Linked DNA regions of Homo sapiens: regions 2, 3, 4, 5 and 6 are each linked to region 1. A link is a loop called in an ENCODE intact Hi-C map of the cell type or tissue named here. Cell type or tissue: HCT116. All regions are shown on one strand. Region 1 overlaps CACNA1A (calcium voltage-gated channel subunit alpha1 A). Region 2 overlaps CACNA1A (calcium voltage-gated channel subunit alpha1 A). Region 3 has its middle 83 kb from the start of CACNA1A. Region 4 overlaps CACNA1A (calcium voltage-gated channel subunit alpha1 A). Region 5 overlaps LOC105372284 (a long non-coding RNA gene). Region 6 has its middle 68 kb from the start of CACNA1A.

What was found. A loop is a pair of places that touch in the nucleus more often than their neighbours do. Peaks named below come from ENCODE experiments on the same cell type or tissue, not always from the same donor. Only the 100,000 strongest peaks of a DNase experiment are listed, where the experiment ranks them.
Region 2: a loop joins it to region 1, with 14 times the contacts of the local background. A loop is called at or near these places in 3 of 110 quality-filtered maps.
Region 3: a loop joins it to region 1, with 19 times the contacts of the local background. A loop is called at or near these places in 100 of 110 quality-filtered maps.
Region 4: it touches region 1 in a loop (11-fold over the local background); 63 of 110 quality-filtered maps call a loop at or near these places.
Region 5: a loop joins it to region 1, with 4 times the contacts of the local background. A loop is called at or near these places in 49 of 110 quality-filtered maps.
Region 6: it touches region 1 in a loop (10-fold over the local background); 92 of 110 quality-filtered maps call a loop at or near these places.

Annotation. Positions count from the first base shown.
Region 1 is chr19:13,276,043-13,281,042 of GRCh38, reverse strand. CACNA1A (calcium voltage-gated channel subunit alpha1 A) reads left to right here. Exons shown (of 47, transcript NM_001127222.2): 23 at 3,915-3,974. Among named protein-coding and RNA genes, the nearest start is that of IER2, 130 kb to the right of the region's middle. RefSeq lists enhancers at 3,232-3,401, 4,840-5,000 and a silencer at 3,722-3,781. In HCT116, CTCF peaks have their summits at 2,898 (motif pointing left) and 3,701 (motif pointing left); DNase peaks (open chromatin) are centred at 499, 2,892 and 3,702; H3K4me3 peaks cover 1,023 bases; H3K27ac peaks cover 595 bases.
Region 2 is chr19:13,332,454-13,337,453 of GRCh38, reverse strand. CACNA1A (calcium voltage-gated channel subunit alpha1 A) reads left to right here. Exons shown (of 47, transcript NM_001127222.2): 7 at 1,545-1,648; 8 at 2,961-3,076; 9 at 4,529-4,585. Among named protein-coding and RNA genes, the nearest start is that of CACNA1A, 170 kb to the left of the region's middle. RefSeq lists an enhancer at 1,350-2,549. In HCT116, a CTCF peak has its summit at 2,451; a DNase peak (open chromatin) is centred at 2,193; H3K4me3 peaks cover 1,843 bases; H3K27ac peaks cover 1,870 bases.
Region 3 is chr19:13,586,713-13,591,712 of GRCh38, reverse strand. No RefSeq gene overlaps it. Among named protein-coding and RNA genes, the nearest start is that of CACNA1A, 83 kb to the right of the region's middle. RefSeq lists silencers at 2,140-2,369, 2,279-2,388. In HCT116, a CTCF peak has its summit at 2,293 (motif pointing right); a DNase peak (open chromatin) is centred at 2,282; H3K4me3 peaks cover 792 bases.
Region 4 is chr19:13,428,061-13,433,060 of GRCh38, reverse strand. The region is part of intron 3 of CACNA1A (calcium voltage-gated channel subunit alpha1 A); the gene reads left to right. Among named protein-coding and RNA genes, the nearest start is that of CACNA1A, 76 kb to the left of the region's middle. In HCT116, CTCF peaks have their summits at 1,889 and 4,490 (motif pointing right); DNase peaks (open chromatin) are centred at 1,880 and 4,510.
Region 5 is chr19:13,718,760-13,723,759 of GRCh38, reverse strand. The region is part of intron 1 of LOC105372284 (a long non-coding RNA gene); the gene reads left to right. Among named protein-coding and RNA genes, the nearest start is that of YJU2B, 27 kb to the left of the region's middle. In HCT116, a CTCF peak has its summit at 2,312; a DNase peak (open chromatin) is centred at 2,329.
Region 6 is chr19:13,572,330-13,577,329 of GRCh38, reverse strand. No RefSeq gene overlaps it. Among named protein-coding and RNA genes, the nearest start is that of CACNA1A, 68 kb to the right of the region's middle. In HCT116, a CTCF peak has its summit at 2,155; a DNase peak (open chromatin) is centred at 2,159.

The sequences.
Region 1 (5,000 bases):
TCTGTAACATTCAATAAATGAGACACTTCTATGCTTCGCATTAAATGAGTACATGTTGCTTTTGCAGGATTGATGGGCATTCTTTTTTTTTTTTTTTTTTTTGAGATGGAGTCTTGCTCTGTCACCCAGGCTGGAGTGCAGTGGTGCAATCTTGGCTCACTGCAACCTCCGCCTCCCGGGTTTAAGCGATTCTCCTGCCTCAGCCTCCAGAGTAGCTGGGACTACAGGCAGGCGCCACCACACCCGGCTAATTTTTGTATTTTTAGTAGAGACGGGGTTTCACACTATCAGCCAGACTGGTCTCAAACTCCTGACCTCAAGTGATCCGCCCGCCTTGGCCTCCCAAAGTGCTGGGATTACAGGCGTGAGCCACCACGCCCGGTCAATGAGCATTCTTTATGATGCTGTTTTGAGATTTACTGTGTGGCATGGGATGTGTTATCCATCCCCTGTTGACAGATGTTTGGGTTGTTTCTAAGTGTGAATACTGTCCCCATGCCACGCCCCTCAACATGTTTCCTGAGTCACCTGGACAGTAATTTCTCCAGGAGGCCAGATGCAGTGGCTCACGCCTATAATCCCAGCACTTCGAGAGGCCAAGGTGGGAGCAATGCTTGAGGCCAGGAGTTCAAGACCAGCTTGGGCAACATAGTGAGACCCCCACCTCTACCAAAAAAAAAAAAAATTTTTTTTTTTTTAATTAACCGAGCGTGGTGGTGCACACCTGTGGTCCCAGCCACTTGGGAGGCTGAGGTGGGAGGATCACTTGGGTCTGGAAGGTCAAGGCTGTAGTGATCCATGTTCATACCACTGCACTCCAACCTGGGTGACAGAGCGAGACCCTGTCTCAATAAATAAGAATTCCTCCAGGGTATAAACCAAAAGCGAAGTTTCTAGAGCATATAATTTGCAAGTGGTTGGCCTCAGTAAATGCAGCTTGAATGTTTATTGGACAATAAACACAGTGACCCTTTGGGAGGCCAAGGCGGGTGGATCACCTGAGGTCAGGAGTTTGAGACCAGCCTGGCCAACATGGTGAAACCCCGTCTCTACCAAAAATACAAAAATTATCTGGGCGTGGTAACACACAACTGTAATCCCAGCTACTCGGGAGGCTGAAGCACAAGAATCACTTGAACCCAGGAGGTGGAGGTTGCAGTGAGCCAAGATGGCGTCACTGCACTCTAGCCTTGGCGACAGAGCGAGACCCTGTCTCCAAAATATATATAAATAAATAAAAATAAACACAGTGGGCCGGGCACAGTGGGCCGGGCTCGCACCTGTAATCCCAGCACTTTGGGAGGCCAAGGTGGGTAGATCACGTGAGGTCAGGAGTTCGAGACCAGACTGGCCAATATGGTAAAACCTGGTCTCTACTAAAAATACAAAAATTAGCCGGGCGTGGTAGCATGCGCCTGTAATCCCAGACACTTGGAGGCTGAGGCAGAAGAATTGCTTGAACCCGGGAGGCAGAGGTTCCAGTGAGCCAAGATTGTGCCACTGCACTCCAGCCTGGGTGACAGAGTGAGACACCATCTCAAAAAAAAATTAAAAAATAAATGAACGCAGTGGCCCTTGCACCAGTAGCTCATGGGAACTCCTGTTCTTCCACATCCTTGTCAACACTTGGTACTGTCGACTGTTTCATTTGGCCGATCTGCTGGGTGTGGAGTGAGATCTTATTGGGGTTGTGCTTGGCATTTCCCTGTAATGAATGAGATCAAGCACTTTTTTGGATTAGACTGAGCCACAGGAAATAACATTTTCAAATAGATGAAAAAGATCTAAGTATTAGGAATACTTGAACCTAATTTATTGGTCTTTTGATTTCCTCTTGCACAGCTTATTAAGAGCTCCAGAATTAGATTCACCTGACCCCCACGGCCTGCCCTTTCCCAGCTCCCTCTCTTCCTTCTTTCCTTCCATTCATTCCTTTAGTAAGTATTTGATAAGCAACTACTATGTGCCAGGTACTGAGCGAGCCAGGGAGGATTGACAGGGTATGAGATGGTCCCTGCACTCCCAGAGCCCACAAACCACCAGGCCTTTGACCAGGCTGTGCCCACTGCCTCGTGCACCTGAAATACTCTCCCACCACCATCCCCTCTGCCCACCCAGGTCTTTCAAGCCAATCCCCTTGCACCAGCCCCTCCCTCCAGGAAGTCACCTCACCCTGACCCCAGGCACTCTGGTCTCTGATTCCTCTTCAAGCACCACATATAACAGGAATATAAGTTATAACCACACAGATCACAGAGCCCAGCTCCTCCAGGACCCAGTACAGCCCCAACTGTTGATGCATTCATTCAACAAACATTTCTTGAGCACCTACTGTATTCCTGACCCTGTATTATAAGCTGGAGACGCCATGGTGACAGACAGACATCCCTGTCCTTGTGGGGCTGACATTTGGGTGGGGGAGATGGACAATGAGATTATCAGTAACTACAACAAATGTTCAGGGAGTGATAAGTGGCCGGGGGTGTGGTGGGCAGAGGGAAGGAGAGACTTCGTAAAGAGGATCTCAAGCACCAGGAGATGGAATTTAAACAGCCGGTCAGGGGAGTCCTCACTGGGAAAGTGTTATTTGAGCTAAGTCATAAAGGAGGAGAAAGACGGAATCAAATGGGATGTGGGGGAAAGCATTCCAGAGAGACAGAACAGCCTGTGCAAAGGCCCTGAGGTGGAAGCATCTTGGGGAACAAAAGGAAGTGAGCAAGGGAGAGAATGAGAGGAAGTGAGGGCAGGGAGCTGAATGGTCAGATCGTGCAGGGGCTTGAGGGCCTCGGGGAGGACTTTGACTTTTATCCCTGAATGAGGTGGGAGCCACGGAGGATTGTAAGCAGGGGAAGGATGTGCCTGACTTCTTTGGTGTTCACAGCGCCCTCTGGTGGCCATGTTCAGTAATGCTCAGCCCTTGCAGCTTCTGGGTGGATCTGATTTTTTTTTTTTTTTTTTTTTTAGACAGTCTCTGTCTCCCAGGCTGGAGTGCAGTGGCACGATCTCGGCTCACTGCAACCTCCGCCTCCCACGTTCAAGTGACTGTCACGCCTTGGCCTCCCAAGTAGCTGGAATTACAGGCACACGCCACCATGCCCAGCTAATTTTTTATATTTTTAGTAGACACGGGGTTTTGCCATTTGGTTAGGCTGGTCTCGAACTCCTGACCTCAAGTGATCTGCCTGCCTCAGCCTCCCAAAGTGCTGGGATTACAGGCTCGAGCCACCGTGCCCAGCCGGTGTCCACCCCATGTCTAGCACCAGCCAGACACTGTGCCGGCGCACCCTCATCTTCAGGCCTGGGTGACACCAGAGGTGTGCTATGGTGTGTCCTGGACAGGGGCTGGGCCAGAGGACATTGCTCGTCCAGGCAGAAACATCAGGCCTGGGGAGGGGCACAGGAAAAATCAACCTACCCTGGCAGGGGCCTGGCCTTGAAGCAGGAAGAGATGCCGTGGCAGGAAGTTGGCCCCAGTGTTTAAAAAAACCACGTAGCAACTATTTCTCGCCCAGGATGCCCAGGAAAGCAAGGGTACTGGGGGATTAGATCCATCACCAAGAAGGATACAGTCAGCCCTGAACTTCTCTGGGGCCGCTTCTAATCCACTACAGGGCTTGGGGCAAATTTTAAAAGGTACCCTTCCCGTGGGTTAGCGAACTGGCCTAGTACAGTGATTTTTTTGTTAGGATTTGCTGCCATCTGCTGGACAATTTCATTCACAACATACAAATCTGCAGTATGAAAAGAGATGGGAGGGGCCCTTGTGCAGTGCACGCCCTGCGCAACTGTATATAGCAGCTGTGTTTCCTCTTCTGGGTAGAAACTCTGCTCCCCAGTAGGCGATCGTTAGTTTTACCGGGGCTCTGCTGGAACAGGCCAGTGATCCACTGCTCTCTTGCTTTTATCCCTTACAGGTGCTGCGATACTTTGACTACGTTTTTACAGGCGTCTTTACCTTTGAGATGGTGATCAAGGTGAGTGCAGATTATAAGTGAGAACACACGGTAATTTTTTTTTTTAAGCAAGTGCAGGGCTGGGCACAGTGGATCATGCCTGTAATCCCAGCACTTTGGGAGGCTGAGGCAGGCAGATCACTTGAGATCAGGAGGTTGAGGCCAGCCTGGCCAACATGGTGAAACCCCATCTCTACTAAAAATACAAAAATTAGCCGGGCATGGTGGCACATGTCTGTAATCCCAGCTACTCGGGAGGCTGAGGCAGGAGAATCACTTGAACCCTAGGCTGCAATGAGCCGATGTGGAGGCTGCAGTGAGCCGAGATCTTGCCACTGCATTCCAGCCTGGGTGACACAGCGAGACTCTGTCAAAAAAAAAAAAAAAAAAAAGAGCTGGGATTCCAGGAGATCCTGAGCCTCCAAGAATGCCCCCCTTGAGAGGATGAGTCTCCCAGAGGATTAGAAATGCCTGGTGTGTTTGAAGAGCAGCAAGGAAGCTGGTGTGGCTGGGCGGAGTGAGAGAACAGTGGGGAAACGAAGGACAGAGAGATGAGTGGGGAGGTGAGGGGGCACCTTGTGCCGGGGATCACAGAGAGGGCTCTTCGGCTCTTACTTTGAGTGAGGTGAGGGCCATAGAGTGTTCTGAGCAGAGGAGGGACTTGATCCAGGTGTTCACAGGTGCCCTTTGGCATCTGTGGGAAGCCAGAGGACCTGTGAGCAGGTGATCACACTGGTCCCCATGGGCGATGACGGGGACAGGATCAGGCTGGTGACCAAAGAAGAGGTGAGAAGTGGACAGATTCTTGGAAGGTTCTGGAAATAGAGCCAGTGAGTTTTGCTGATAGAGCCACCAATGAGGGATTTGGGACAAAGAGGCATCAAAGAGGATCCCAAAGTTTGGATCTAAGAGCCGGCAAGCCAGAGCTGGCTTCCATCAGGCAAAGGGGGGCCGCCTCATGGGGCAGGGGCTCCCCACTCCTCCCTGGAGTCCTCTGGCCACTGCCCATCCCTGCAAGATGAGGTGGCCTCATTGGCTTCCCTGCCT
Region 2 (5,000 bases), 56 kb before region 1:
TATAAAAAGGGGAGATTTTGGCACAGAGACAGGCACACTCACAGGAAGAATGCCATGTTTAAACAAAGGCAGAGCTCAGGATGATGCCTCTACAAGCCAAGAATCAGCAAAGATTGCCAGCAAACCGCCAGAAGCTAGGAGAGAGGCATAAAACAGATTCTGTCTCACAGCTCTCAGAAGGAACCAGCCCTTCTGACACCTTGAGCTTGGATTTTTGGCCTCTATAACTGTAAGACAATAAATCTTTGTTGTTTAAGCCACCTAGGTTGTGGTTCCTTGTTACAGCAGCCACAGGAGATGAATACAGCATGGTGCCCTCCCATTGGCAGATTATGAGGGTTCCAGTTGCTCCACAGCTTCACAGACACCTGGTAGTAATGACCTCATCTTAACTTCTTTCTCATTTTAGCCTTTCTTCCAGGCAGCAGCAGTGTCATACATGCTTTTAAAGGTGGGCTTTTAAAGCCACACTTGAGAGCCCTGCATTCTGCAGGTGTCACAGGGTGATCAACTATTCAAAGGCTACCCCTGCCCTGACAGCTGGAGGCAAGGCTTCCCAGCACAGAGGTTAAGCCCATGGACTCTGGGGCCAGGTGGTTAGTGCAAATCCCATGTCCACTAGTGAATAACTCTGTGATCTTGGGCTGATGATTTTGTCTTTCTAAGCCTCAGTTTCCTCAATAGTAACATGGGCATTATAACATAGAGGCATCATGAGGATTAAATGACTAAGTGAGCTAACATACATAATGTGCTTAGGAAGGTGCCAGCACACCATAAATACTCTGTAAGTGCTGGCTTTTATCATTCTTTTCTCTCTCTCTCTCTCTCTCTCTCTCTCTCTCTCTCTCTCTCTCTCCCTCTCTCTCTCTGTCTCTCTTTCTCTCTCCACCCCCCAACCTCCTCTCCTTGATTTTCTTCCCCTCATCTTACTTCCTTCTTGCTATAGTGTTCTATTTTCTGTTTCAGAGAGTATTCTATTTGTGGACTTTTTTCCTCTTGAAAATTGAGCTGAAACTTCTGAGAATTTTTTGTGATTGGCATTAAGGCTGCAGGGAATGGAGCAGGGAGACACTTGAGGAAAGGGCTCATGGACCATCTGTCTGGCTTGGTGATTTCACCAGGCCATCAGACTCTGTGGTCATGCATCTCCTCTAAGGGGAGTCTATGACTGTGTTGGGAGAAGAGAAGGAACCAGGGATTAATTAATCCATTTCAATAGGTTTTGTGTTTTGTTTGGTTTACTTTTTCCTTCTCCTTCTGGACTGTGGTCTGGGAAGTCCTCTTGTGTTTCTTACTCCATTCCCAGGTCAATTATGTTATGTGAGGAGAACATAATTAAGAGAGAGCTTTACCCTTTGGATGTTTTCTTCAGAAAACGTTCCTCCATTTCCCCCTCTGGGATGCCAGAGCCCCAGAACTCCACAAGCCAAGAACATTTAAGACAGAGCCACAAGAGAACCGAGCTTCCCCTTCCCTCACCTGTCAGGTTCTATCTGAGTCCCAGTCAACTCTCACCTGCTTTCCCTCCTCACACCCTACAGAGCAACGATGCCTCAGGGAACACTTGGAACTGGTTGTACTTCATCCCCCTCATCATCATCGGCTCCTTTTTTATGCTGAACCTTGTGCTGGGTGTGCTGTCAGGGTAAGTTTCTGCTACTCCCCACCCCATCCCACTCACTCCTCTTTGCTAACTTCTTTCCAAGTAGAGGCCATTGAAGCTTTGTTTTCATTCACTAGACAGAGAAAAGGCTTCTTCCCTTGTTTGGGTTACCAGACTGTTATTAGCAAGCCATGCACAGGTGCAGAGGTTGTGTACTGCTAGGGGTACCCAGTGAGAGGGTTCATATGGGCTTTACTTTCTTTACATTTTTTTTAAAAACCAATAGTTTGGGTTTACTTCTCCCCCATTTTCCAAATATAAAATCATAGCATATGCTCTAACGGTGTATTTTCCTGACCCATATTGTCCTCTATCCCCAAGATTTTTTTGGCTTAATCATAAATGGGCTTCATTTTTCTTACCATAAGAAGTCTGGGCACTTGTATGGTGGCTCTATGGCACCATCAGCAACCCCAGATTCTTCCAGCTTTCCATTCTGACATCTTTACCAGAGGCTTCCAATCTCGTGGATACCTCATGGTCTTAAGATGGCTGCCTCACGCCCTCCGGATGGCCACTTCATGTTCCAAACAGGAAAAGGAAGAAGGGAAACAGGAAGAGGTGGGACCTATGGCAGAGAAGCCAACCTGCTGCAGAAATCTTTCATTCATGGCTTATTGGTCTAACTTAAAAGAGGGCTGAAATAATTATTAGCCAAAAGTATGAAGAGAATGAGAATGAGGTATGCAGCCAGTGGTGGTTGGCATGGCATGGTTTTATCCTTTCGGTTTTTTTCTTTTTTATTGTTTTTTTTTGAGACGGTGTCTAGCTTTATTACCCAGACTGGAGTGTAGGGGGCGATCATAGCTCACTGTAACCTAGAACTCCTAGGCACAAGCGATCCTCCTGCCTCAGCCTCCTGAGTAGCTAAGGCAACAAGTGTATGCCACCATGCCCAGCTACATTTTTTATTTTTCATAGAGATGGGGCCCACTGTGTTGTCCAGGCTGGTCTCAAATTCCTGGCCTTAAATGATACTCCCATCTCAGCCTCACAAAGTGCTGGGATTACAGACATGAGCCACTGTGCCTGGCCTTTTTCTTTACCTAGGCACAGTTGTCGGGAAATGTGTGAAGCTGGCAGAAGCACCCATCACTATAATATCCCAGTCTTTTCCCAGAAGTCCTGACTCCTCCTGTTGAAAACTCCTGACCTCCAGGGACTTCTGAATCCCCAAACACACACACACACACAAACACACACACACACACACACACACACACACAAACACACACACAAACGTTTCCTAACATTTTCAAAACAGCCATACTCTGGCTTTTCTATGCTTCTCCAGGGAGTTTGCCAAAGAAAGGGAACGGGTGGAGAACCGGCGGGCTTTTCTGAAGCTGAGGCGGCAACAACAGATTGAACGTGAGCTCAATGGGTACATGGAGTGGATCTCAAAAGCAGGTGAGGCCCTTTCATCCTGGGGCCCAGGGATGGAGATCCCAGGCCACGGAGTACAAAGAGAGTCATGCAGTTTGGAGAAGGCTAAGCTGGGAGGGTTATGATGGGAGGAGAAAGAGAACCTGAATTGGTAGTCCCAAATTTTATCAACAAGAATCCAGAGTCTGATATGAAGAAGTCTAAGATGAAGCCAGGATCTGACATCACGTAACTTGAATTCTGAAATCAGACGCTGGTTTACATCCCGGCCCTGCCACTTTTTACCCATGCACCACACATCCCTGTACCTCCGTTTCCTCAGCTGTTACATGGAGGCGATGGTAGTGCCTAAGTCATAGTACTATTGGAGTATTTAGTAAAATAATCTCAGCTGAGTCACTTGGGGAGAGAAGTGCCTGATACACGGTAGGCACATATTTATTTGTTCAGCCATTTAACAAACATTTAGGGAGCACCTGCTGTGTGCCAGGCACTGATCTAAGCACTGAGGATATGGGAGTAAACAATACACACCAAATCCCTGCCCTCAGAGCTCTGATATTCTAATGAGAGAGATAAAGCAAACAAATACATGTCATGTTGGGAACTCCCAAATTCAGAGAAGGAAGATAAAACAGACTAGGAAGATAAAACAGAGTAGGAAGTTGGCCGGGCGCGGTGGCTCACGCCTGTAATCCCAGCACTTTGGGAGGCTAAGGCGGGCAGATTTCCTGAGGTCAGGCATTCGAGACCAGCCTGGCCAACATGGTGAAACCCTGTCTCTACTAAAAATACAAAAATTAGCCAGGCATGGTGGCGCACGCCTGTAATCCCAGCTACTCGGGAGGCTGAGGCAGGAGAATTGCTTGAACCCAGGAGGCAGAGGTTACAGTGAGCTGAGGTCGCACCACTGCACTCCAGCCTGGGCAACAGAGTGAGACTCTGTGTCAGAGAAAAAAAAAAGAGTAGGAAGTTAGAGGCAGGGTGGTCAGGGAAGGCTTCTCTAAGGAAGTACCCTCTGAGCAGAGAGACCTGAAGGACGTGAAGAAGGAAGCTGTGGGGATGTCAAGGGAAGGGGCATTCCAGGCAGAGACAGCAAGTGCAAAGGCCCTGAGCTAGGAACGTATTTGAGACACAGCAAGGAAGCCAGTGCAGCTGAAACAGAGTGAGAGGTGGGGACAGCTGGAGGAGAGGAAGACAGGAAGGTGATGGAGATCAGATCAAGCAGGGGCTTATAGGCTGTGGTGTGGACATTGGTTTTTATTTTGCGCGAGGTGGGGAGAATGTTGGCTATTGCTACTGTTGCGGAGGTGGGGCTTGAAGTCACAAACCACCCAGCAGCATGTTTTTTGGTCGGTTGAGCTGTCACCATCAGTCAGCAGAGAATGGGGGTGGCCGGGCAGACCCTTCTTCCTGGTCCAAGGGAGAACTCATCCTCCAAATGCAGGAGCTTAACTCTGTGCTCTTCCTCTTCAGAAGAGGTGATCCTCGCCGAGGATGAAACTGACGGGGAGCAGAGGCATCCCTTTGATGGTAACTGCTCTAAACCCACCTCAGGGGTGGGTCCCAGGGGAGAAGGGAGAAGCTGTGGTGGGGAGTCGGGGGAGAGCAGGTGACTGGTTCTAAGGATCTTGCAGAGGGTAGACGTTCCTCTTGGAGGAATTTTAGGACTTCCATGCAGAGTTTCCCTATTCTGGCCTCCACTTTTTTGTTTTAACCATGGACCTGGTTTTTTCTGCTTTGTGCCTTGGTTTTTCTCATCTGCAAAATGGGTATGATATAAACAATACCCTAGCTCACGAGATTGTTTCTCAGAATGATATTCGTTATGGCAAATAGAACACCTGGGATAGTGCCTGGCATGGGGTCAGCACGTTTCTGTTTGCTAAATAAGTAATAATTCCACCAATAATCCAGTTTACTGTGAACGGCTGCTGTCTCCCATGTT
Region 3 (5,000 bases), 310 kb before region 1:
GGGACCCAGGCTCAGCCAAACTGCAGGTCACCAGCTAGGACTGGGTGACTTTCCCAGCTAGGGATCGGATGGGTGGCCTGAATTGTCCTGGTCCCCGAGGCCTGAGCTGAGAGAATGAGACACACAAAGTGAGACTTTTATTTTATTTTTAGAGACAGGGTCTCACTCTGTCACCCAGGCTGGAGTGCAGTGGTGCAATGATGGCTGATTGCAGCCTTGACCTCCTGGGCTCAAGTGATCCTCCCACCTCGGTCACCTGAGCAGCCAGGACCGTAGGTGCGTGTCACCACTCCTGGAAAATTTTTAAATTTTTTTGTAGAGGCAGGGTCTTGCTATGTTGCCCAGGCTGGTCTCAAACTCCTGGCCTCAAGTGATCCTCCTGCCTCGGCCTCCCAAAGCATTGAGATCATAGGTGTTAGCAACCATGCTCAGCCCCCCAGAGAGATCATATTTTAACACAAGTCAGATTATATCCCTCCTCTGCTCAGAACCCTCCATGGCTCCCACCTGACTCATAGCAAAAGCCAAAGTCCTCACCAAGACCCATAAGGCCCTGCCCCTGTCACCTCCCTGCCCTCACCTCCCTCCTCTCTCTCCCTCGTGCACTGTGCTGCAGCCATACTAACCTTATCACTGTTCCTCCAATGCACCAGGGTGGTCCAGCCTCAGGGCCTTTGCACTGGCTGTTCCTTCTGCTAGGAATGCTCTTCTCCTCGGCACCCACACGGCTTCTTCCTTGCCTCCTTCCAGCCTTTGATTAAAGGTTTCCTCCTCATCAAACTTTTCATCATCACCCTATTTAAAATGCAGCCCCGGCTGGGTGCAGTGTCTCATGCCTATAATCCTAGCACTTTGGGAGGCCAAGGCGGGAGGATCACTTGAGGCCAAGAGTTTGAGACCAGCCTGGGCAACATAGTGAGGCATCTCCACAAAAAACAAAAAAATATTAGCCAGGCATGGTGGTGTGCGCCTGTGGTCCCAGCTACTTGGGAGGCTGAGGTGGGAGGATCCTTTGATCCTGGGAGGTCAAGGCTGCAGTGAGCCATGATCGTGCCACCGCACTCCAGCCTGGGCAACAGAGTGAGACCCTGTCTCATAAATAAATAAATAAATAAATAAGATAAAAATAAAATAAAATGCAGCCCTACTCGTGCTTATTCCCTGCCCCGCTTAATTTTCCCCACTAGCACTCATAACCAGATCCTATGTGTTACATATGGGGCTTCCTCCCTCGTTGACTGTACTGGGACCTGTAGTCCTAGCTACTCAGGAGGCCAAGGCAGGAGGATCCTGTGAGCCCAGGAGTTTGAGACCATCCTGGACAGCATGGCAAGATTCCATCTTTACAAAAATTAGCTGGGCATGGTGATGCGTACCTGTAGTCCCAGCTACTCAGGAGGCTGAGGTGGGAGGACTGCTTGAGCCTGGGAGTTGAAGGTTGCAATGAGCTATGATTGCACCACTGCACTCCAGCCTGGGCAACAGAGAGAGATCCTATCTCTAAATAAATAAATAGAATTGAAAAAAAATAAAATGCAACCCCTACTTATGTTGGTTCCCTGCCCCGCTTAATTTTCCCCACTAGCACTCACGACCAGCTCATATGTGTTACGCATCGGCTTTCTCCCTTGTTGCTGCCATATTTGCTCTGTGAGCTCCACGTGGGCCGGTCTGGTGTCACCCAGGCTGGTGTGCAGGGGCGAGATCTCGGCTCACTGCAACCTCAGCCTCCCGGGTTCAAGCGATTCTCCTGCCTCAGCCTCCGGAGTAGCTGGGACTACAGGTGCGCGCCACCACGCCCAGCTAATTTTTGTATTTTTTAGTAGAGACGGGGTTTCATTTACCATGTTGGCCAGGTTGGTCTCGAACTCCTGACCTCAGGTTATCCACCTACCTTGGCCTCCCAAAATGCTGGGATTACAGGCGTGAGCTACCACGCCCGACCCGTTCATTAATTTTTGTTGTCGTATAATAAAAAGAAGGATAATTCTTGATAGGTGAAAGTTGTATGCCGTTCAAAATTTGGTGTCCATAAAGTTTTATTGGAACACAGCCTTTTCTATTTGTGCTGATGTTGTCTGTGGCTCCTTTTGTGTTACAACGGCAGAGCTGTCTCTGGGACAGAGACTGTCTAGCCCTCAGAGCCGGAAGCATTTCATCTGAGGTCCTTTATCGAAGAGGTTTTTGGACCCCTGAGCTGGAACAGCGCCTGACACACACTGTGCTCAAAAAGCAGCCTGCGCGGGTCTCCCCTGCGTTCACCCACTGTCGCCCGCCGCTGCTAAGACTGGCCACCAGGTGGCGCCATGGCTCCCCAGCCTGGCAGGCGCCGGGCAGCAGAGCGCTCAGCTCGCTCTCCGGAGTACCCACCTCCCTGCCGCTTCCTTTCTGCCTGTTCCGAGAAATGGAAGTCAGCCCCAAATCAATAATTGAATTCCCATCATGTGATAACTAATCATTACATATATGGCTATTGCTTTTTCATGCACAAAGGGCTTGGTAAAGACCAACTGGGGCGGCAGGGGCGGACTCGGGGCTTTGCAGGGCTCCCTGAGGTCTGATGGGTTACAAGCAGGTCCTGAGGTCAAGTGTGGGGCTTACCTGGCTTCAATCTGGGGTGTGGTTGAGTGCCCCGGCCAGGGTTCAAATCCCAACTCTGCCACTTGCTGACTGATTCTGGGGAGGAGGGTTCCTTTCCCTTTCGGTGCCTCAGTTTCCCTCTCTGTCAAATGGGGAAAACAATAGCACCCATCTCTGGGGCTCTTACAAAGATTAAGTTCACTGCATTATTACATAGAAAGCATTTAGAACAGTGCAGCCACATAGTAAGTACTTGGTAATAGTTTTCTGTTTCTGTAGCGGGTATGCCATTAAGCATTTTGAGGCCTCAGTTTACACAGTTAAAAAAAAAAAAAAGAGGCTGGGCACGGTGGCTCACGCCTGTAATCCCAGCACTTTGGGAGGCTGAGGTGGGAGGATCGATTGAGCCCCGGAATTCAAGGTCAGCCTGTGCAACATAGGGAGACCTCGTCTCTACGAAAAATGCTCACGTAATTAAAAAAAAAAAAAAAATTAGCCAGGTGTAGTGGTGCCCAACTGTAGTCCCAGCTACTCGGGAGGGTGAGATGGGAGGATTGCTTGAGCCCAGGAGTTCAAGGCTGCAGTGAGTGATGATCACACCACTGCACTCCAGCCTGGGTGACAGAGTGAGACCCTGTCTTGGAAAAAAAAAAAAAAAAAGAAAGAAAAGCAGGTTGTTTTGTTTAGACATCACAATTAAACTGCAACCTAACCTTTAAAAAAGAACCTACTTAGAAATCAGAGCTCTCTTTCTCTTCTTCTTCTTTTTATTTACTTATTTTTTTGAGCAGGAGTCTTGCTCTGTTGTCCAGGCTGGAGTGCAGTGGCATGATCTCAGCTCACTGCAACCTCCGCCTCCCAGGTTCAAGTGATTCTCACCTCAGCCTCCCAAGTAGCTAGGATTACAGGGACCCACTGTGATTAGCTGCCATGCCTGGCTAATTTTTGTATTTTTAGTAGAGATGAGGCTTTAGCATGTTGGCCAGGCTTGTCTCAAACTCATGACCTCAAATCATCCACCTGCCTCGGCCTCCCGAAGTGCTGGGATTATAGGCGTGAGCCACTGCGCCCGGCCTCTTTCTTTCTTTTCTTAAGGGAGGCAGGCTGGCCAATTCTAGCCTAGTTGATATTTAAAAAAAATAGGTCTGGTCCCAGGGAGCTTCTTTTTCAGTGCAGCTGGCTGACTTTTGGTGCAGAGAGACCCTTCTTTTGTTCTTTGAATTAGCAGCTTTGGCAGCCATGGAAGGTCTGGGTAGGGCCCCCCAGAGATGGGGCTCCCCTATCTCTTTTGGTCTATCAGATTCTCCATGCTGGTCCTTGAAACCCAAGCAGCTTATGAACAAATATCCCCCACCACCCCCACTGCCAAATTATCCTCTCTGTTCAATGTGACTTTTCCATCTAGAATTTATCTGTACCTTGGGTTTCCAATCCTGGGAACAACTATGCCTTATTTATTTATTTATTTATTTATTTATTTATTTATTTATTTTTGATACAGAGTCTCACTCTGTCACCCAGGCTGGAGTACGGTGGCGCGATCTCAGCTCACTGCAACCTCCGCTTCCCAGGTTCAAGCGATTCTCCTGCCTCAGCCTCCCGAGTAGCTGGGATTACAGGTGCACACCACCACGCCCAGCTAATTTTTGTATTTTTAGTAGAGACTGGATTTCACCATGTTGGCCAGGCTGGTCTCAAACTCCTGACCTCAGGTGATCCACCCACCTCGGCCTCCCAAAGTGCTGGGGTTACAAGTGTGAGCCACTGCGTCCGGCCTCCTGTCTTCGTTTTCTTCTTCTTTTTTTGAGACAGAGTTTTGCTCTTGTTGCCCAGGCTATAGGGCAATGTTGTGATCTTGGCTCACCACAACCTCTGTCTCCCAGGTTCAAGCAATTCTCCTGCCTCAAGCTCCTGAGTAGATGGGATTACAGGCATGCACCACCACGCCTGGCTAATTTTGTATTTTTAGTAGAGACGGGGTTTCTCCATGTTGGTCAGGCTGGTCTTGAACTCCCGACCTCAGGTGATCCGCCTGCCTCAGCCTCCCAAAGTGCTGGGATTACAGACCTGAGCCACCACGCCTGGCCCTCTTTTCTTCTTGTGGGGTCTGCATACTTCTGCTTGCCTACCGCTGATCCCTGTCTTTCCTCCTCTTCCACTTCCTCCTCTTCTTCTACCTCTTTCTCTTCCTCTTCTTCTTTGACAGGGTCTCACTCTGTCACCCACGCAGGAGTGCAGTGGTACAATCATAGCTCACTGTACTCTTAAACTCTCAGGTTCAAGCAGTCCTCCCAACTCAGTCTCCCAAGTAACTAAGATTACAGACATGTGGCACCACACCTGGCTATTATATTTTACTTTATTTTTTGTAGAGATTGAATCTTGCTATGTTGCCCAGGCTGATCTCAAACTCCTAAGCT
Region 4 (5,000 bases), 150 kb before region 1:
CAGCCTCCCAAAGCGCTGGGATTACAGGCATGAGCCAGATGCCTGGCTAATTTTTAAGTTTTTTTATAAAGGCGGGGTCTTGCTATGTTGCCCAAGCTGGTCTCAAACTCCTGGCCTCAAAAAGTCTTCCTGCCTCAGCCTCCCAAAGTGCTAGGATTACAGACATGAGCCACTGCACCCAGCCTGACTTTTTTTCTAACTGAAAAATTAATTATATATATTCATGGAGTACAATGGGATGTTCTGATATATGTTTACATTTTTGAATGATTAAATCAAGCCAATTAACATATCCACTACATCGCATACTTATTTTTTGTGGTGAGAACGCTTAAAATCTACTCTTTTAGCAATTTTGAAATATACAATACCTTATGTTGTATATTACATTATGTTGTATAGTACGTTGAAACATACACTACAATACGTTATCATTAATTGTGGTCACCATGCTGTGCAAAAGATCTCTAAAACGTATTCCTCCTGTCTGACTGAAACTTTGTATCCTTTGCCTAATATCTCCCCAATCCCTCCACCACCAGCCCCTGGTAACCACCATTCTCTCTGCTTCCATGGGTTCAAATTTTTTATTTTTTGAAATTTTTAATTTTTATTTATTTATTTATTTATTTATTTATTTATTTTTGAGATGGAGTCTCGCTCTGTCACCCAGTCTGGAGTGCAATGGTGCCATCTTGGCTCACTGCAACCTCCGCCTCCTGGGTTCAAGCGATTCTCCAGCCTCAGCCTCCCGAGTAGCTGGGGTTACAGGTGCTTGCCACCAGGCCCGGCTAATTTTTGTATTTTTAGTAGAGACGGGGTTTCACCATGTTGGCTAGGCTGGTCTGGAACTCCTGACCTCCAGTGATCCACCCACCTCGGCCTCCCAAAGTGCTGAGATTACAAGCGTTGAGCCACTGCACCTGGCCTAAAATTTTTTTTTTTTTTTTTTTTTTTGAGACGGAGTCTCACTCTCTTGCTAGGCTGGAGTGCAGTGGCATGATCTCAGCCCACTGCAACCTCAGCCTCCCGGGTTCAAGCGATTCTCCTGCCTCAGCCTCCTGAGTAGCTGGGACTAGAGGTGTGCACCACCACGCCCAGCTAATTTTTGTATTTTTAGTAGGGACAGGGTTTCACCATGTTGGCCAGGATGGTGTCAATCTCTTGATCTCGTGATCTGCCTGCCTCGGGCTTCCAAAGTGATGGGATTATGGGCCACCACGCCCGGCCTCAAATTTTTTAGAGCTCACATATAAGCGAGATTGTGTACTATTTGCGTTTCTGTGTCTGGCTTGTTTCATCTTAGTATAATGTCCTCCAGGTTCATGCACGTTGTCGCAAAAGATGGAATTTGCTCCTTTTTAAAGACTGAATAGTACTTCATTGTGTACATATACACGCCATATTTTCTTCATCCATTCCTTTACTGATGGACATTTGGGTTGTACCTGCATCTTGGCTATTGTGAAGAGTGCTGTCATGAACATGGGTGTGCAGCTGACTCTGAGGTGTTAGAGGGATTACAGCTCCTCCAAAAGACCACCGTCACCCAAACCTGCTCCTCCTGCCCTATTTTCTGTTTAGGTAAAGGCGGCTTTAACCCCCTGCAGTGCTCTGGCCTCAGACCTCCAGATCTTCCTCTATGCCTCTATGCCTCTTTTTCTCCACCCCCTGCATCCAATCTGTTAGCACATCTTATTGGCTCTACCTTCAGAATCTACCCAGAATCCACCACCCACCTCTCACCACCTTCACAGCCCCACCCCGGTCCAGCCCCCATCTTTGCTGGCCTGGACTAAACCAGTTGCCCCTCCACCCCAATCTGGTCTCTTAACTTCAGTCCTTGCCCCACCCCCAGGACTGTTCCCCACACAGCAGCCAGAGGGCACCTGTGAGCCACTGAGTCAGGACCTGGCTCCTCTTTGCTCACAACCTCACTTGGAGAAAAAGCCCAAATTCTCCTCACAGGGACCCACAAACTCTGCCCCTGTGATCCCCCATCCCCCTCTATTCCCACTCTCCTCTCCACTCACTCGGCTTCAGCTACACAAGTTCCCTGCTGTCCCTTACACACCAAGCACTCCCCAGCCTCAGGGCCTTTGCACAGGCTGTTCCCTCTGCCTGGAACACTCTTCCCCCAGATATCTGCTTGGCTCCCCCCTCACTTCCTTTGGGTCTTTGCTCAAGTGTCCTTCTAACATGTAACTGCCTCACCTGCACTGTGCCACCCCACTCCCCGCCTCTAGGCTTAATTTCCCTCTACACCCCTGAAGAGCATCTGCCAAGCTATATTTACTTGTTTATTGGTTATTGCCAATCCCCTGCCCCCACTAGAATGCCAGCTCCATGAGGGCAGGGACTTCTGTCTGTTTTGTTCACTGCTATTCCCCCAGAGCCTAGAACACAGCCTGGCACATAGTAAGTATTCACTAAATAATTTGTAATATGAATTGTGCCAGTAAAATCTTCCAGGGGCATCAAGCCCCTGCCATGACTAGGTGGTAACATCCTCACCCCCTGTCCATGTGCTATCTCCTCCTGACCTGCTTGTCTCATTGTTCTAATGGTGGCTCACGCCTGTAATCCCAGCACTTGGGGAGGCCGAGGCGGGCAGATACCTGAGTTCAGGAGTTTGAGACCAGCCTGGCCAACATGATGAAACCCTGTCTCTACTAAAAATACAAAAATTAGCTGGGCGTGGCATTGCACGCCTGTAGTCCTAGCTACTCGAGAGGCTGAGGCAGGAGAATCGCTTGAACCCGGGAGGTGGAGGTTGCAGTGAGCTGAGATCATGCCATTGCAATCCAGCCTGGGCCACAAGAGCGAAACTCTGTCTCAAAAAATATATATATATATTTCATTGTGGTAACATATGCATAACATAAAATGTACCATTTTTTAAGTGTTTAGTTGAGCGGCGTTAAGTACATTCATATTGTTGTGCAACCAGGACCGCCATCCATCTCCAGAACTTTTGCATCTTGCAAAACTGAAGCTCTGCCCCCAGGAAACTCTCACTCCCCGCTCCCCCTTCCCCTCTCCCCGACTCCCCCTTCCCCCCTCCCCACTCCCCCCACCCTACTCCACACTCCCCACTCCCCCAGCCCCTGGCACCCGCCGTTCTAGTTTCTATCTCTGTGAATTTGGCTACTTTGGGTCCCCCCTGTGAGTAGAATCATACAGTATTTGTCTTTTTGTGACTGGTTTGTTTCGTGGAGCATAATGTCCTCCAGTCTCATCCATATTGTAGCATGAGTCAGAATTTCCTTCTTTTCCAGGCCGAATCGTATTCCATTGTGTGGATGGACCACACTTTGCTTATCTGTTCATCCAGATGGGCACTTGGCTTCCACCTTTTGGCTATTGTAAATAATGCTGCTGTAAACCTGTGTGTACAAATAGCTGAGTCCCTGCTTTCAATTCTTTTGGATATAGACCCAGAAGTGGAATTTTTTTTAAATCAAGATTTGACCCACTGGGGCCCTTAGAGGTCTCATTGGCTCTGAAGCTTTTTTTTTTTTTTTTTTTTGGACGCTTTGAAACTAAAAATAGGAGTGAGGGGCACAGTGAGGGGGGCACACATCTCTCGTGTCAGCGTTTTTTAAAAACACCCCGGGAGGAAGATGTGTGAAATCCCTCCCTTCCCCCCGCTCCCACCCCCTCCAAGATCTCAAAATACCTCTTGTTTTAGGAAGCGGCTGTGACATCAGGCAGGCAGCGTGTGGCATCTGAGACACAATATCGCAAGTGGCTGGGAGCCCAGAGAAACCAGGACAGGCGTGCTGGGGATGTGGACTAGAGATGGAGCTAATTTTAGTGGCTGAAGAGGCTGCAAGAAGAGAGAGAAAGAGGGGTGTGTGTGTGTGTGTGTGTGTGTGTGTGTGTGTGTGTGTACGCACAGTGATAGAGGCTGGAGGGGGAGAAATGACAGATAAATCAGCTTGGGCAAAGAAAGCTAATGGGCAGAGGAGCGAGACCCAGCTCAGAAGGTGGTCAGCAAATCTAAAGATGTGTGCCCGAGGGTCAAGGTGGTGGGGGGATTCATAGGCAAGTGGTAGAGAGGCTATTCCATTTGCAGAGGCTCTCTCTGTTTGAGGCGTGATTCACCTGTGCCGTCCTCAAGGCCATTCTGAGAACACCACTGTTGTTTTCCTCCTTTTATGAGTAGGGAAACTGAGGCATTGAACTGCTTCTATTCTTCAGTAAGAAGCAGGGGGAACATATGGTAGAAGCAAAGAAATACAAACATGAGGGCTCTCGGGGTCTACGTGATTGGCTGTGACATCCATGAGAGCGGATCGCAGGTTGAAGGAAACACTGGTGGCAGAAAGTAGCTGAACATTTGGATTTGGGAATCCCAGTGGACGTGGCGAAAATTCTGGCTTTTCCCTTCACAGGCTGCGGGGCCACTCTGACCTGCGGTTTCCTTATCTGTGAAATGGAACGATGCCACCTGTCTCAGCGTTGTTTTGAGGATGCGAGGAGATGATCCGTGTAATATGCCCACTAGGGGGCCTGCTCCAGGGTAGATTCTCAGCAAATGGTAGTCATGGTTTTTGTTACATTTGGGGATATTGGCAGGTAAAAAGGAAATACTTCATTCATTCCAAAATTGCTCACTGAGGTTCTACTATGTGCTAGGCCCTGATGACACATCGGTCAACAAGACAGGCCTGCTTTCTGCCCTTGTAAAACTTCAGTTCAACTGCATTGCACTCATCAGCCTAATAATCCAGGTAAATTGTGATGAGAATAACAACTAGCATTTACTATGAGCCCTTTACAAATATTAACCCATTTAATCTTCTAAAGAGCCTATAAGATAAGAGCTCTTGCCCTGCGCAGTGGCTCACGCCTATAATCCCAGCACGTCGTGAGGCCAAGGCAGGTGGATCACCTGAGGTCAGGAGTTCAAGAATAGCCTGACCAACAGGGTGAAACCCTGTCTCTGCTAATAATACAAAAATTAGCCAGGCATGGTGGCAGGTGCCTGTAATCCC
Region 5 (5,000 bases), 440 kb before region 1:
CCAAACAATTCTTTCTCTTTCTAACTGTGGCAAAATATACACAATATAAAATGTACCATCTTAATTTTTTTTGGAGATGGGGTCTCGCTATTGGGAGATGGGGTTGCCCATGGCGGTCTCAAACTCCTGTCCTCAAAAAGTCTTGGCCTCCTAGAGCACTGGGATTACAGGCATGAACCATCGCCTCCAGCCCATCTTAACAATTTGTAAGTGAACAGTTCAGTGATACTAAGTACATCACATTGTTGTGTAACCAGCACCGCTATCCTTCTCCAGGATGTTTGCATCTTTCCAAGCTGAAACTCTGTACCCATTGAGCAATAATTTCCTATTCCCTGCTTCCTCGCAGTCCCTGGAAAGCACCTTTTTGTCACTGTGAATTTGACTACTCTGCCTATGAGGTTATGCATTTCTGGCAGGAATTCCACAGAAATGATGCGTCCTTTTGAGTATAGCCTATTAGGGGACATGTGATACGATGTGCTGATGTTCACTGTGATCAATTACAGCCTGAAGTCTTTTTTCTTTTTTAGAGACAGGGTCTCACTCTGTTGTACAGGGTGAAATGCAGTGGTGTGATCATAGCTCACTCCAGCCTTGATCTTCCACCTCGGCCCCTGAGTAGCTGGGACTACAGGTGCATGCTACCACGCCTGACTTTTTAAAAATTTTTATTTTTAGTAGAGACAAGGTCTCCCTATGTTACCCAGGCTGGTCTTGAACCCCTGGGCTCAAGTGATCCTCCCACCTCAGCCTCCTAAAATGCTGGGATTACAGTCATGGGCTACCATGTCCAGCTCACCCTGGGGTCTTTAGCCCCAAACTTTTGGGCTGCCTTGAGGGGTTGGAGAAGGCTGAAGAAAGCCAAAAGATGTGTGGTCCAGGCTTGAGGTGGGACAAGTAAGTCAGGTCTCACAGGGAACTGTCTCCTGCAGATGCAGAGAGGGGACTTGCGGCACCAGAGGGACTGCTACAGTGAGGCGGTGATAAAACAGCCCATTAGGCCGGGCACGGTGGCTCACGCCTGTCATCCCAGCACTTTGGGAGGCCAAGGCGGGCGGATCACCTGAGGTCAGGAGTTCGAGACCAGCCTGGTCAACATGGTGAAACCCCATTTCTACTAAAAATACAAAAATTAGCCGGGGGTGGTAGTGCATGCCTGTAATCCCAGCTACTCCAGAGACTGAAGAAGGAGAATTGCTTGAACCTGGGAGGTGGAGGCTGCAGTGAGCTGAGATCACACCGTTGCACTCCAGCCTGGGTGAGAGAGCGAGACTCCATCTCAAAACAACAACAAGAACAAAAACAAAACCCTGGCCCATCAGCCCACAGGGCTATTGTCAGGATTAAGTGCATTAATGCAGTGCTTGGTACGTAGCAACTGTTCAGTGGGTGTTAGCCAGTTCTACAAGATTTCCAACAGCTGGCGATATCATTCTGAGACTATCAAGTCGCTCACCACTCCAGCTTGCCTGGTGATAGTACCTTTATTTCTTGGCATTTCCCAAGACTCGGGAAATTCAGCAGGCCTGCTGGCACTGAGACCAAATATTCTATGTCCCTCAAGAAATATTTCATAAATAGGACAGGGCAGGGTGGCTCATGCCTGTAATCTCAACACTTTGGGAGGCCAAGGGGGGAGGATCGCTCGAGCCCAGGCGTATGAGACCAGCCTGGGCAACATAGCGAAACCCTGTCTCTGAAAAAAAAAAAAAAATTAGCCAGGCGTGAGGGCACACAACTGTGGTCCCAGCAACTTGGGAGGCTGAGGCAGGAGGATCACTTGAGCCTGGGAGGTAGAGGCTGCAGTGAACTATGATTGCACCACTGCACTCCAGCCTGGGTGGCAGAGTGAGATCTTTTCTCAAAAAAAGGAGAGAAATATTTCTTTTTTTTTTTTTTTTGAGACAGAGTCTAGCTCTGTTGCCAGGCTGGGGTGCAGTGGCGTGATCTCGGCTCACTGCAACCTCCCCCTCCCAGGTTCAAGCGATTCCCCTGCCTCAGCCTCCCGAGTAGCTGGGACTATAGGTGTGTGCCACCATGCCCAGCTAATTTTTGTATTTTTAGTAGAGATGGGGTTTCACCATGTTGGCCAGGATAGTCTCGAACTCCTGACCTCATGATCCACCTGCCTCGGCCTCCCAAAGTGCTGGGATTACAGGCTTGAGCCACCACGCCCGGCTGAGAAATATTTCATAAGTCATAGAACTAAGGAAAGTATAATAACTGAAGTTCGAGAACTGAGGTACACCCTCCAGCTTCCTCATGACCATCACAATCCACTTCGCCTCATGGGGCAGTCTATTCTCCACACTGCAGCCAGAGGGAGCCTTTGTTTTTCCTTTTTAGCAAAACTTTTCAAATTTGTATATCAGTTTTTTTCTTTTTTAAATTGAGCCAGGCAGGGTGGCTGTTTTCTGTAATTTCAACACTTTGGGAGGCCAAGGCGGTAGGATCACCTGAGACTAGGAGTTCGATACCAGCCTGGAAAACACAGTGAGACCTCGTCTCTACAAAAAAATACAAAATATTAGCTGGGAGTGGAGGTGCGTGCCTGTAATCCTGGCTGCTCGGGAGGCTGAGGTGGGAGGATGGCTTGGGCCCAGGAGTTTGAGGCTGTTGTGAGCCGAGATCATGCTACTGCACTCCAGCCTGGGTGACAGAGAGAGACTCTGTCTCAATAAACAAACAAAGTTGAACTGAAATTCACAAAACATAAAATTAAGTTTTAGGTTGGGCGCGGTGGCTCACGCCTGTAATCTCAGCACTGTGGGAGGCTGAGGTGGGCGGATCACCTGAGGTCAGGAGTTCGAGACCAGCCTGGCCAATATGGTGAAACCCTGTCTCTACTAAAAATACAAAAAATTAGCTGGGCGTAGTGGCGGGTGCCTGTAATCCCAGCTACTTGGGAGGCTGAGGCAGGACTGGGCAAGAAGAGCAAAACTCCATCTCAAAAAAAAAGAAAAAGTTTAAAAAGAACAGTTCAGTGGCAGTACATTTGCAATGTTATGCAACCGCCACAACATTTAAAAACAAAAAACCACACACACACACACAAAATGAGACAAGTTCTCACTATGGTGCCTAGGCTGATCTCAAATTCTTGGGCTCCAGTGATCCTCCCGCCTTGGCCTCCCAAGTAGCTGAGATCACAGGCGGCTAACCACCTCTATTTAGTTTCAGAATATTTTCATTATCCCCAAAGGAAACCTGTTGTTGGTAAACTTGTGTTGAAGGCCATAGCCAGAACCCCTATAGTATGGGGGTTTCTGGGGAGGTGTTCTACGCATGGTTTTGTAGGGGCATCCTTTGCTGTGCCCTCATATTATTCTACTTTGCTTTCCTCCTCTTCCCATTTAGGCCTGAGCTGGGTAAACAATTAATTGAATCGCTCATCGATTTGTTCATGGATGGTCATTTATTTTGTGTCAGGCATTAGACCAGATGGTAAGGCTACCAGGATGGAATCACTTGCCCTTGCACTTAAGGTAGTTTCATTTGATAGAAGAGGGAAAAAAGAAGGCTGGGCGTGGTGGCTCACGTCTGTAATCCTAGCACTTTGGGAGGCCGAGGCGGGTGGATCACCTGAGGTCAGGAGTTCGAGACCAGCCTGGCCAACATGGTGAAACCCTATCTGTACCAAAAATACAAAAATTAGCTGGGTGTGGTGGTACATGCCTGTAATCTCAACTACTCAGGAGGCTGAGGCTGGGGAATTGCTTGAACTTGGGAGGCGGAGGCTGCAGTGAGCTGAGATAGTGCCACCGCACTCCAGCCTGGGCGACAGAGTGAGACTCCGTCTCAAAAAAATAAAAAAGGTTGTCGGCTGTGTTGTCTAGGCTGGTCTCGAACTCCTGGACTCAAGTAATTTTTATGCTTTGGCTTCCCAAAGGTGAAAGGCAAAGTAATCCTTGCCTGCTATGGTTACAGGCACGATCCACGGTGCCCGGCCATATTCCATGTTTGATAGCAGAGTAGAATGACTATACTTAAAAAAATGTATTGTACTTAGGTGACAGATACCCTGGATACCCTAAATACCCTGATTTAATCACTATGCATTATATACACATAAAAAATGTCTCAGTACACCATAATTTGCACAAATAAAAAAAGTATTCCTTCTCAGCCAGACACGGTGGCTCACGCCTGTAACCCCAGCACTTTGGGAGGCCGGAGGGGCGGATCACTTGAGGTCAGGAGTTGGAAACCAGCCCGGCCAACATGGTGAAACCCTGTCGCTACTAAAAATACCTGTCACGAGTAAAAATACAAAAATTAGCCAGGTGTGGTGGCACGTGCTTGTAGTCCCAGCTACTTGGGAGGCTGAGGCATTAGAATTGCTTGAACCTGGGAGGCGGAGGTTGCAGTGAGCCCAGATCGCACCACTGCACTCCAGCCTGCATGACAGTGAGAGACTTAGGTGATGGATACCCTAAATACCCTGATTTAATCACTATGCATTATATACATGTAAAACATTTCTCATGTACACCATAACTTGCAGAAAGAAAAAAAGTATTCCTCCTGTCTAACTGCAACTTACACTCTTAGACAAAAATCTCTCCACTTCCCACCACTCCCCATTCAGCCCCTGGTAATCATCATTCTTCTCTCTGCATCTTTGAGTTCAACTTTTTTAGATCTCATAGAGGAGTGAGAGCATGTGGAATTGGTCTTTCTGTGCCTGGCTTTTGCATTTAGCATAACATCCTTCAGCATTTCGCTTGCATGCTAATGTTGGCCTCGGTGCCTGGAATTCCATTGACAGATGCATGCTTGTGTCTGACAAGCTTCTCCCCAGAGAGCGCTTAGAGCTGCTCTCCCGATCTGAGGCATGATGCCCACGGGAGGGCACAAGAGCTCCGTCATTACATCTAGGTTTTAGGCGTTGCCTCAAGAGGAGCCTTTTATTTATTTATTTTTGAGACAGAGTTTTGCTCTGTTGCCCAGGCTGGAAGTGCAGTGGCACAATCTCGGCTCACTGCAACCTCCACCTC
Region 6 (5,000 bases), 300 kb before region 1:
ATGAACACTGCTAATATTGCTGCAATTTGTTGCCTCCATGCATAATTACAGCTAGAGGCTGTAATGAATATGCGAATTTTCCCAACCAAATTTACAGGCTCCCTGAATTATAAACAAGTTAAGTACCACTTCATCTAGGAAGTGAAAGAACAGGTGAGTTCAAAGGGAAATCTGAGATTTCTAGTTTGGGGAGAGTCAAAGTGGAGTTGCCTAGGAGGCTATAAGAAATTGGGGAACAGAGCAGAAGAGACTAAAAGTGGGTAGAAATAGTGTTTGGGGAACTGTGAGAAATTGAACAGAGTGACTAAGCCTGTAGGCTCAGGAGCCACAGTGCCTGGCTTCAAATCCTGGCCCAACGTCTTACCAGCTTTGTAATCTTAGTGCATTTAACGGCACCCCACTTCTGATACCAAATCCAGATTTCATTGGCTTGTATACCAGTTACTGGACCAACATCTTGTGCCTCAGTTTTTTTCAACTATGAAATGGGGATGATAATTGCATCACCTACCTCTCAGAGAGATTGTTAGCATCAAATTAATTAATACATGCAAATTACTTAGAACAGTGCTTGGCACACAGTAAGTGCTACATAGACATAGTTATAGAAGGGATGGAAGTGGATGAGGTTCATTCATTAATCATTCAACAGAGATTCATCAAGCAGCTTTAAAAATGACTTTAATTGACAAACAACAATTGTATATATTCATGGGCTACAATGTGATATTTCAACCTATGTGTACATTATGGAAAGATTCAATCAAGCTAATTAACATACCCATCACCTCACCAACTTATCACTGAACACTTTGGAGGCAGAGAACAAATCAGACAAGGACTTTACACTCATGGAGTTTAAATTTTATAAGGGAAAACAGATAATATACTAGTAAATAGATAATACAATAATTTGAGGCAGTGAGATTGACAATAACACTGCGATGGGGTAAAACGTGACTGAAACAGGAGAACCTAAGAAAAGGTGGTTAGGGGTGGTTCATCTGGTGAACTGATATTTGAATTGAGTGCTTAATGAAGAGGATGAGCCAGCCATGCAAAGTTCTTGGGAAAGGAAGTTCCAAGCAGAGAGAACAGCAAGTGCAAAGGCCCTGAGGCAGGAATGTGCCTGGTGTGTTTTGAGTATCAGCAAGACAGCTGGTGTTGGTTGGGACAAGGTGAGTGAGGTGGGAGTGATGGGAAATGAAGTCAGAGGGGTTGATGTGGATCAGCTCCTGTGTTATCCATCAGGCATATATGGATGAATACATTATAGTCAGTGCCCTCAATGAATTCAAAATCATTGCCATAGACTGTCCCAATGAGGTAAATGCTTTAAGAGAGGTATAACTGATGGATTAGCAACAGCTTTCTTTCTCCTCCCCTCCCCTCCCCTCCCCTCCCCTTCCCTTCCCTTTTCTTTCTTGAGACAGAGTCTCATTCTGTTGCCCAGGCTGGAGAGCAGTGGTGCAAATTCAGCTCACTGCAGCCTCCACCTCCCGGGTTCAAGCGATTCTCCTGCCTCAGTCTCTCGAGTAGCTGGGATTATAGGTGTGCGCCACCATACCCAGCTAATTTTTGTGTTTTTGGTAGAGATGGGGGGGAGGGTCTCACCATGTTGGCCAGGCCTGGTCTCGAACTCATGACCTCAAGTGATCTGCCCACCTTGGCCTCCCAAAGTGCTGGGATCACAGGCGGGAGCCACCGTCGCCAGCCTAGCAATAGCTTTCTAAGGGACTCATGAGCTGAAACCAAAAGATAAGTAGGAAAACAATCAAGAATGGAGCAAGAAGCCTATGAGTTAGCCATTAGCATTATCCCCATTTAGCAGACGAGGAAACTCAGGCACGGAGGGACTAGGTAACTTGTCCTAGGTCATATGGGGTACAAGTGGCATTTGAACCCAGGCAGCTTGACTCTGGATCTTGTGCCCTGTAACCACCAACCTATTGTCCTCTTAAATTTTGCCAGTTGTAGTGGCTCAGCCTCCAGCATTTCACTTAATCTTTTTACAGAAAGCCGGTGAGATGGGGAATCACTGATATACCATTTATGGGATGCATTAAAAGCCACGTGTAAAGGCCCCCCGGCAGGTCAGTTGGAGAGCTGGGATTGAACCCAGGTTTGCCTGAGCTCAGCGTGCAGTTGTTCACATGCCACGCCAGGCGGCACCCTTGGTCCCTGCACCAACCCCAGCTCCTGAGAGGCGGCCGGCATGGAAATCAGAGTCATTATTGTGATCGTTGCAAAATATTTTAGTGAGTGGGTTTCAAACACTGTAAACAGGTTTAGTCCTCTTCTGCTCCTTTGCAAAGACGCAATTTACTCAGAGCAAAGGAATCTGAGCTAAATTTAACAAACTGAAGCTGGTGAGCGGCTCAAGGAGCCCTGGGGAGGAGCTACCTTGGCAGTGTCAGATAAGGTGGCCAAGAGCCTTCCTGGATGCTCTTCTCCTTCTCCCCGGCCAGTGGTCTCTGGGTATTCCAAGTGGGGCGAGGAGCAGAGATGCCATGCCAACCGAGGGCGAAGGACTGAATAGAAGGGGCTGCCCAGGGCTGGGAGCGGTGGTTCATGCCTGTAATCCCAGCACTTTGGGAGGCCAAGGCGGGAGGCTCGTTTGAGGTCAGGAGTTCGAGACCGGCCTGGGCGATTTGGTGAAACCCTGTCTCTACTAAAATACAAAAAATTAGCCAGGCGTGGTGGTGGGCACCTGTAATCCCAGCTACTCAGGAGGCTGAGGCACGAGAATCACTTGAACCTGGGAGGTAGAGGTTGCAGTGAGCCAAGACTGATCCTTCCAAGTAGCTGGAACTACAGATCAAGTCACGCACTCCAGCCTGGGTGACAGAGTGAGACTCCATCTGAGAGAGAGACAGAGAAAGAGAGAGAGAGAGAGAGAGAGAAGGGGCTTCCTATTCCTCTCTCATCTGTCTCTGTTTCTCTCTATCTGAATTCTGTTTTCCCTCGGTCTCTCTGTCTTTCTCTTTGGGTCTCTTTCTTTCTTTCTTTCTTTCTCTTTCTTTGGGTCTCTGTCTTTTTATTTCTGCCCCTTTCTCTCTCTCCCTTTGGATCTCTATCTCTGTCTTTGCATCACCCTCTCTCTCTTTTGTTCTCTCTTCCTCCAACAGCCTCCCTGCACCAGTGTGTGTGTGTGTGTGTGTGTGTGTCTGTGTGTGTGTGTGTGTGTTGCTCTTTCTCTGTCTCTGGATCTCTCTGTCTCTTTCTCTTATTTTCTCTGTCTCTCTCTGTCTCTGGGTCTCTCTGTCTGTCTCTCTTTGGGTCTCTCTCTGTATCTTTCTTTTTTCTTTTCTTTTTCTTTCTTTCTTTCTTTTTTTTTTTTTTTTTTTTTTTGAGACAGGGTCTTGCTTTGTCAGCCAGGCTGGAGTGCAGTGGCATGATCTCTGCTCACTGCAACCTCTGCCTCCCGGGTTCAAGCAATTCTCCTGCCTCAGCCTCCCGAGTAGCTGGGATTATAGGCATGCGCCACCACGCCTGGATAATTTTTGAATTTTTAGTAGAGACGGGGTTTCGTCATGTTGGCCAGGCTGGTCTCGAACTCCTGACCTCAAGTGATCTGCCCGCCTCGGCCTCCCAAAATGCAGGGATTACATGAGCCACTGCACCCAGCCATTCTCTCTCTGTATCTCTCCATATGGCTTTGGGTCTCTCTGTCTTTGTGTCTCTCTCTGTCTCTCTCTTTGGGTCTCTGTCTGTCCCCCTGTCTCTCTCTCCCTCCTGCCCCCGCCTTTCTCTCTCACACATGCTTTCTCTCATCGCCCCCTTTTGCCCACCCCCGTTCTTGCTGCTCCATCTGCATGACCAGAAGGCCACCCTGGCTGTGGGCTGGGCTCTGGGCCTGGAAGAGGAATTCCTGCACCCCCGGCATTGGGTCCTAGCTGCTAGTAGGCGCTTTCAGTGGACAGCAAGTGCGTTAGGTCAGATTTCCTGGAAGAGGAGCCCACGCTGGCGATTCTTGGGTAAGGAGCTTACAAAGGGGGTGTTCTCAGGAGAGACCTCTGAGGCAGTGCTTCTCTAAGTTGGCTGCACTTTATAATTGCCTGGGGAGATTTTTAAAAATCCGTGTGGCTGGGCCTCGTGCCTTACCAATTAAGTCAGGACCTCTGGGAGTGTTTCCAGTTTGAGAATCGGTGGTCTAAGGAGAATGAGAAAAGCAGCACAGGGCAGAGGAAGAAGCTGATCAAGGATGCGGTTCAGCCCAAGTTCAGCCTCCACCTGATCCTGGGGGAGGTTCCGGATGGTGAGGAGCTCATTGATTCACCTCAGGGTGATCTACCCACCAGGGTATATGAGCAAGGGGTCTGGGCTCTTTTTTTTTTTTTTTTTTTTTTTTTTGAGACAGAGTCTCTCTCTGTCGCCCAGGCTGGAATGCAATGGAGTGATTTTGGCTGACTGCAACCTCTGCCTCCCAGGTTCAAATGTTTCTCCTGCCTCAGCCTCCAGAGTAGCTGGAATAGCTGGAACTACAGGCATGCGCCACCACGCCCAGCCAATTTTTGTATTTTTAGTAGAGACGGGGTTTCACCATGCTGGCCAGGGTGGTCTTGATCTCTTGACTTCGTGATCCGCCCGCCTCGGCCTCCCAAACTGCTGGGATTACAGGTGTGAGCCACCGTACCCGTCTGGGTCTGGGCTCTTAAACCCCAGGCTCAGCCAGCTACAGGCAGTGGCCGCCTCCCGGAAGAGGGGTCATGGGTCTAACCCAGGCATCTCATGGTGACGTAACGCCCATCAGCTAAGGGGATGTCTGGGAGCCACTAAGAACTCAACTGGGCATCGTGGCTCATGCCTATAATCCCAGCACTTTCGGAGGCCGAGGTGGGAGGATCACTTGACGCCAGGAATTTGAGACCAGCCTGGGCAACATAGCAAGACCCAGATTTCTTCAAAAAATTAAATAAAAAAACATTAGCCGGGTGTGGTGGCATGCACCTGTAATCCCAGCTAATCGGGAGGCTGAGGCAGGAGGATCACTTGAGTCC